Regions from separate parts of the Homo sapiens genome. Here region 1 is linked to region 2. The links are chromatin contacts, found by Hi-C in ENCODE. All regions are on one chromosome and are shown on one strand. The core of a region is the stretch at or near the end of the contact, and the rest is flanking DNA. Distances in the headings are between cores, read along the strand shown.

Region 1 (3,488 bases), core at 197-2,696, 290 kb before region 2:
TCACGGTTTTAATCATATTGATTAAAAGCATTTGTCTTCTCCAGAACATCACATTAAGTCATCAAAAAATATAAACCTTAAAAAGATGTAATTATTGGAACTGAAAAACATAAAAGGTGAGCTTTGGAAATATCTTTGAGCAATTTATTCGTTATGAACACATGTAATCTGTTGGAACAAAGTTCTAGGACAATCCAGGTCATCCTTCAATATTTGCAGAAAACATCACAAAGAAAACTTGATACTTATACTTAGTTGGAAACTTTATGCCACAGCCATTAAATACAGAGATCATACAAAGGAATAGAGGAAGCTGTTGAATACTAAACTAACTCAAATCATCAATATCCTTACGGAGTGCACACTGAATTAATGTAAAAAGCATTTAGTAAACAAAAAGTATTTTCAATATACAATTAAGACTGAAAAGTATTGAGGCCTCATAAGCTGAACCTGACACAATAAATTTAAAAGGGAAACTAATTTGGAAATCAGAAAACCACTAAGGAATTTGGGAATTAGGCTTCTGCTGCCCTCTCTGCTACTGACGGTCAAGGCCTCCTCATTGTATTCTGTCCTCCATATCTCTGCTGATTCCCATTTTGTCTATTTCCATTTACCCCACTACTGCTTGCTCAGGTCACTCTCCTTCACTGTCGGTGTTTGTTCAAATTCCTCAGACCCATCCACTTCCCATCTAAACTTCCCTCCCCTTTTCTCGCTCGTTGGCTCTACCTCCCTCCTCTCTGTTTTCTCCTCACTCTCCTGCCCCACCTCGACATCCACAGCGAGGCAATGAAGAAGCCCCTGCCAAGGAGGAGCCCGCTTCTCAGTGGGACACCGGGAAGGTAGACACCCAACAGTCACCGCTAGTGGGAGGCGATTGTGCAGAAGCACGAGGGTTGTTACAGGATCGGGCAGGTCCCCTACCCCAGTCTCGGACTCAGGGTCCTGTCTGAGGCGGCCACCCCGAAGCGTGGGGTTTGCGGAGACGTAGGGCCTGGCGGAGGGAAGGACGGGGAAGCATCTCAGGGAGGACTGGCGTCTGCCGAATCCCAGGGCTGCCCTGAGGGGCCAAGAGGGGCGAGGGTGGGGACGATGGAAGACAAGCCACATGCCGAATGGGGACCTGAGGCCGCGCGCGATAGGATGGGCGGACGGTGAAGAGAACTAGGGTGGAAGGGCCGGACAGGGGCGACCTCAGTGACGGAACCGGACACAGACGCAGATCTGGCAGCTGAGCGACAGGCTTCGGAGCATTTCCGGGCGTCGCGGGACTCCCCGCCGACAGGAGGGCGGTTGCCGAGCCTGTGACATCCGCGGAGACCAGCAGACCCCGGGTGTGGAGGACGCCGCAGGGAGGGGACTGCGTGGCTGGGTTTGGCCACAAAAAGCGGAGGGCACTCACCCGAGCGGACCTTGGCTCCGGATAATCCGTTTCCGGGTCAACAAAAAACGTCGCGCGAGGGGCGGGGCGCGTACGTGCAGGGAGGGGAGGCAGAGAAAAAGGCGGGGCCGGGCCGGGCCGGGGCGGGGTCTCGGGCAGGGGCGGGGAGCTTACCGACCTCCCGCCCCCGCTGCGCGCGTTTCTGGCCCTGCCAGTGTCTCCGCCGGTTGAAAGCGCGTGTCTGCGTCGGGTTCTGTTGGAGTGCGTTCGGTGCGCCGTGGGTCCGCGCTGCTTCCACCCAACTTCCTGTTAGGTAAGAGGCGCGTGAGGCTCCTGTGCCGGGGGCGGTGCTGCTCCCGAGTCGGCGCGCGGCGGGGACGCGAGTCCGTAGGTGCTGGCGGGAGCGAGAGTCGGGTGGGGACCCTCGCGAGCCCGCACTCCGCCTCTGGGTAGCAGCCTCTTCGGCCCCACACGGCGTGACGCGCGCTCGGGCTCCGCGTTCGCGTCGAGGCAGAGGCGTAGTAGGGGTCGGGCCCAGGGCTGGAGGGGCCGGGACCGGGCGGGGTGCCGCCCTGGACACCGCGCCGGCAGCTGTTCCGCGCGGGTTCATGTCATTCCTATTTTCAACCTGTCCTGCTCCGCACCTGAGATGATTTATAAATTCGGTACCTTTGGGACAGGCGTGGATGACATCCCATAATTTACTTCGTTATTAATTTCTAAATGTAATACATACCACTCTCTAAAAGTATTTTTTAATTTGAAATATATTTGTATATATGTACATATATATTTATTTATTTCTGAATTTTGTCTCCAGTACATATAATGAGGCTTGTAAAGTGGATAGTGTTCAGGACATAGGTGGATTTTGCTTTTAAGTAGTAAAGACTTAATTGGTGACTTACTGGGGCTATTTGATAAGGATTTTTTTTTTTAAATGAACATTAAAAACAGTGAAATTGTATTTCCGGATTTCATTAGCTTCATTTATATCTTAATTGGTGAAAACTGTAAGTTAATAACTCATTTTTATTTCCTTTGGAGATTCTTAAGTTTGTGCTACCAATGATTATTTCCAAAAAAAGGCACACTTCTGGTTTTCCCAGAACTAATGCTAGCTTCTCAATCTTTTGAGTTTACTTGATATTAATGTTTGACCTCAAATCATGTCACATTTTTGAAGAAAACTTTCTCTTAGCCAGTGGAACATAAACCACCCTGGAGTTCATATAGAGGAGGGGTTCAAATGCCTCTGATAGTGTCGTGTTAAAACTCATGGCCAAACCCAAGGTCACATAGCTTTCTTTCCATGTTTTCCTCTAGAATTTGTATAGTTTTGTCATTATAAAATGGGTCTTGTCCTAGACCCCAAGAACAGGTTTTTGGATTTCACATGGGAAAGACCTTTTGGCAAGTCACAGAGTATAGTGAAGTTAAGATAGTTTATTAGCAACTACTCAGCTACATAGCAGGGCGTCCTCAGAAAGCAAGAGGAGGAATGCACCTGTTGTAAACATATAATTTTTTTTTGAAACAGTTTCTCTCCTGTCACAATGGCATGATCTCGGCTCACTGCGACCTCTGCTTCCTGGGTTCAAGGATTCTCCTGCCTCAGCCTCCCAAGTAGCTGGGATTACAGGTGCGTGCCAATATACCCGGCTAATTTTTTGTATTTTTGGTAGAGACTGGGCTTCACCATGTTGGTCAGGCTGGTCTGGAACTCCTGGCCTCAAGTGATCTGCCTGCCTCGGCTTCCCAAAGTGCTGGGATAACAGGCATGAGCCACCCGGCGCCCGGGCTTAATGTTTGTTTATATAGGTTATTAAGAATCAGTTTGTGACAGGCTATTAGTATTGTTACTTCTCTTTGTTACTGTCGATTTTAACATCAATTTATGTGTGTACTATTACCTTTAAAGTAAAACTTATTTTTAAACTAAGAATGCTGAGTGGTGTGCTGTGTGGGTGTACTGTGCTGGTGTTCTATGCAGGTGTATTATGCATGTGTGCTGTGAAAGTGTATTGTGGGGGTATATTATGTAGGTGTGCCATGCAGGTGTATTGTACAGGTGTGCTGTATAGGGGTGGTATGCAGGTAT
Region 2 (3,859 bases), core at 310-2,809:
GCTGCCTGTGCACCCCAGGGCTGAGGTGACTGCGTGTGGAAACACCTGCCTGACTGGCTTTTAGGAGGAGTACTGGGGGCGGGATGTGTGTCAGGAAAACAACGTTTCTGTATAATTCATAAACATGTATGTTAAAAACAACGTGGCCATGACGGATCCTGGCTGAATGCAAACGGGGAACATAAACCTGAGTAATCAGGCGCATCACTGAACATCCCAGGCGGCCGCCCCTACCCTGGGGCTCAAAACCGGCTCCCTCTGCGAGGGTTTCCCAGGTTAAGCCATCAGGAAACAGGAAGACGCCTAAGAACGATACACTGGACTTTGGGGACTCGGAGGGAAGGGTGGGAGGGGGACAAGGATAAAAAGCTACAAATAGGGTGCAGTGCGTACTGCTCGGGTGATGGGAGCACCAAAATCTCACAAATCACCACTAAAGAGCTTACCCATGTAACCAAGTAACCAAACACCACCTGTACCCCAGTAACTTACGGAAAAATAAAAGAGGAAGACGCAGCTCTGCCTTCTCTGCACACCCTGGTAATACTAAGAAAAATGAAAACCAAAAAAAGGAGGCCAAGTTTGACATCCTGAAATTTAACAGGACGAGGCGGCTAAGAATTCAGCCACAAAATAGTTCCCGGGGAAGAAGCCGCGTTTGCTTTGAAACGCGGTAAGAAATGCCCCCGAACACCTGGGCTTAAATTACACCCAAACTCAATCATCGACTCGCTGCCACCGGAACACGCGCTCCCGAAAAACTGCACCCCGACTAGCCCTCGGCTACTCCAGGTGACAAACGGACAAAAACAAATCCTAAAGCCTCGCGGGAAAAAGACCTGAATCGTGGCCGACTTCTAGGACACCGGGGACCGCGCCGGTGCCCCCACTCCCGGCTGCCGGGAAGGCGAGGCGAACGCGCCCCCTTTCTTCCCCCGGGCGCCCGTCCCATCCCCTCCCCAGGGACCCCCTCCCTGCCCCGAGAACCCCCTCCCCTCCCCAGGTGCCCCCTCTCCCCCAGAGACCCCCTCCCCTCCCCAGGGACCCCCTTCCCTGCCCCGGGAACCCTTCCCCTCCCCAGGGACCCCCCTCCCTCCCCAGGGACCCCCTCCCCTCCCCAGGGACCCCCTTCCCTGCCCCGGGAACCTTTCCCCTCCCCAGGGACCCCCCCTCCCCGCTCCGGGAACCCCCTCCCCTCCTTAGGGACCCCCTCCCCACCCCTCCCCGGGGTCCCCCTGCCCTCCTCAGACGCCCCTTCCCCTCCCCAGGCGTCCCGCTCAGCCCGGGCGCCTTTCCCCCATAGGACCGCGGCCAGGCTCGTTGGGAGGCGGCGACGAGGACGCGGGCCCAGGCGCTGGCGGCTCCTCCGCGCGCCGCACAATGGGGGACGCGCAGGGAACGTCCCTCGGGCCGGGCCAGGGCCGCCGACCTTTGTCTGCCTCTCGCACTCCCTGCGCCGACCCGGCCGCCCAGACGGACCCCAGCGCCCCAACCCGCTACCCTCACGCCTGCCCCCAGCCCCTCACTCACCCCGGCGCCCTCCGGGTTTCTCTTTCGTACACCCCGCCCTCAGGCGGTGGCGCCGCGCCCCCTGGGACTTGTAGTCTTTCTTCCGCCCCGGCCCCGGCGCCAGGCCCCGCAGCTCCCAAAGAAAACTACAACTCCCGGCGGCCCGCGCGAGAGCCGCCCTCGCCTGGTGGTACCATCGCGCGCGGCCGTGGGTGGGGCGCCGGGGCGGGGCGCGAAGCGCCCTGGGAAATGTAGTCCTAGAAGAACCAGCGCATGTCTCGGGTCCCTGACACGGAGGGACTACATTCCCCCGGATTCCTCGCGCGCCGGCTGCTTGGCGTTGCCGGGAGACGGGGCGGGGCGTCGTCGGGGTCTCCCGGGCGACCGCACAAGCGTCGGCGTCCTTAGCGTTCCGCCGGTTTAGGCGGAGGCGGAGGCGGAGCGTTTGGGGGCGGCCGGGGCGGCTTCGGCTTCATCGGAGAAGGCGGCGCGGCTGCACCAGGTTTGGCCGCGGGCGCGCGGGGCCAGCGCCCTCCAGACCCACGGAGCGCCCCGAGCGCCTCGCGAGCCGCCGCCAAATGCGCCCCAGGTCCGCGGCCGGCGCCAGTGCTGGGACCTCGGCGGCCGGTGTCGGAGCGCGGCGGGAGAGACCCTGCCTTGGGTGCGGGACTGGGACGGCTCGGACCCAGAGGGCTCCCGGGGCTTCGCCTCTCGGACGGGTCAGGGCTCTGCGGTCTCAGGACGCTCCCCCGTGAGTCTCGGCGGCCCCGGGGTCTGGGCGGCGTCGCTGCCCCACAGGCCGGGCGCGTGGGTTTTTCCGGGGCTCTGCCTCTGAGCCACCCTCGGAGAAAAGACAGCTCTGTGCGTCCCGCGGCGCCCGCAGCTTTCGGCAAACATGTTTAAAGGAGCTCCCCGAAGGAACTGGGGACGTCCGTCCGCTCATCAAAGGCTTCAATCCTGTCGGTGTCCCCGGGCCCTCTCCTAGCTGGGCCAGCGCGCAGGGTGGGGGGGCGCTGCAGGTGTCGCGGCCCCCCCCAACCTCCGCAGACCCTTCCAACCCCTCAGACCCCCCAAAACCCCCAGATCCCCCAACCCCCCATATACCCCCAACCCCTCAGACCCCCCAACCCCCCAGACCCCCCAACCTCCCAGGCCCCCAGACCCCCCAGCTCCCTTGCTCCCGGGAGCTCCCAGGCCCGTCCTGCATGCGCCTTGGGGTTGTTCCTCCTTGATGGACGCCGCCTCCGGGTTCCATCCCAAGTTTAAATGCCAGAGATTTCAATGGAAATAAAGCCCCCATCTTAACAGCGTGAGGATGTTTTGTAAACAGTATTGGGGACAGCTGGGGAAGTCACATTTGTGTCTTCTCTTTAGAGGGACAGTGTTCGCCTGAGGGTCCATCCCAGGGTTCCCTCAGGGCCTCTGGAGGAGTTGATGCCACCAGTGTCTGGCCGTGGGACACCTGGGCGTGGGCGCCCAGCACCAGGGGTTCGCTGACAGCTGCAGGGTTTCCGGCCATGCGCCCGCGGACGTGCAGCTTCTGTGTCGGTCCCATTAAGAGGAACCTGGCCTGGGCGACGTTTGAGGACCACGGGGAGGACACAGTCGCGGTCCCCTTCTCGGAGTCCAGTCTGTGCCACAGGCTCTTGCCGTCTGCGGCAACTCATTGTGGAGCTGAGCCAGTGTTTCCACTTCCTTTTTGTTTTTTTGTGTTTGAGAGGATTTCACGCTGTCACCCAGGCTGGATGCAGTGGCATGATCGTGGCTCACTGCAGCCTGGACCTCCTAGGCTCAAGCGATCCTCCACCTCAGCCTCCAGAGTAGCTGGGACCACGGGTGTGTGCCACCATGCCTTGACACATATTTCTTTATTTTTTTGTAGAGACGGGGGTCTGTTTTGCCCAGGCTGGTCTCAAACTCCTGGGCTCAAGCAGTCCTCCCGCCTGGCCCTCCCAAAGTGCTGAGACTACAGGCGTGAGCCACCATGCCTGGCGTCCACTTTCTTGACTATTTCCTGAAGACCAGCGTTTCCCGGGTGGTTTCACAGCTGCGGAAGCTGCCTGTGTCAGTGTCAAGTCCCTACCCCTCGGCTTGGCCTGGGGCTGTGGCCCTGGGTGACCGTGTCCTTATGCTGGAGCTTGGTCCACAAGTGTCCCCGCCCCTTGTTCCGTCACTCATGGTGGTCTGCACCTCTCTACACGTTGGCCCCTGTCAGAGGGAAGAAGGCAAAGTCCTGGAGCTGCGGGAAGCCGTGCAGTGCATGTGTGTGTGCCTCGGGCCCGGGCTGCAGGCCCCAACAGGGCCCACCCAGCACCTGCTGAACTGTGCTCTGAGACCAGCACCCACCTGA

Evidence for each region. Hi-C counts contacts between places; a loop is a spot of excess contacts on that map. Pooled maps may share reads with other maps.
Region 1: a pooled map shows a loop between it and region 2 (11-fold over the local background). The contact joins the promoter of LINC00115 here to the promoter of C1orf159 in region 2. A Hi-C loop is called at or near these places in 4 of 50 pooled maps.

The regions. Positions count from the first base shown.
Region 1 is chr1:826,076-829,563 of GRCh38, forward strand. LINC00115 (long intergenic non-protein coding RNA 115) reads right to left here and starts at 1,447. Exons shown (of 1, transcript NR_024321.1): 1 at 131-1,447. It overlaps LINC01128 (long intergenic non-protein coding RNA 1128), which reads left to right and starts at 1,516. Exons shown (of 4, transcript NR_047524.1): 1 at 1,516-1,700; 2 at 2,928-3,029. RefSeq lists an enhancer at 1,140-1,469 and a silencer at 1,510-1,739.
Region 2 is chr1:1,114,530-1,118,388 of GRCh38, forward strand. C1orf159 (chromosome 1 open reading frame 159) reads right to left here and starts at 1,560. Exons shown (of 10, transcript NM_017891.5): 1 at 1,531-1,560. RefSeq lists silencers at 1,251-1,850, 2,021-2,140, 2,181-2,230.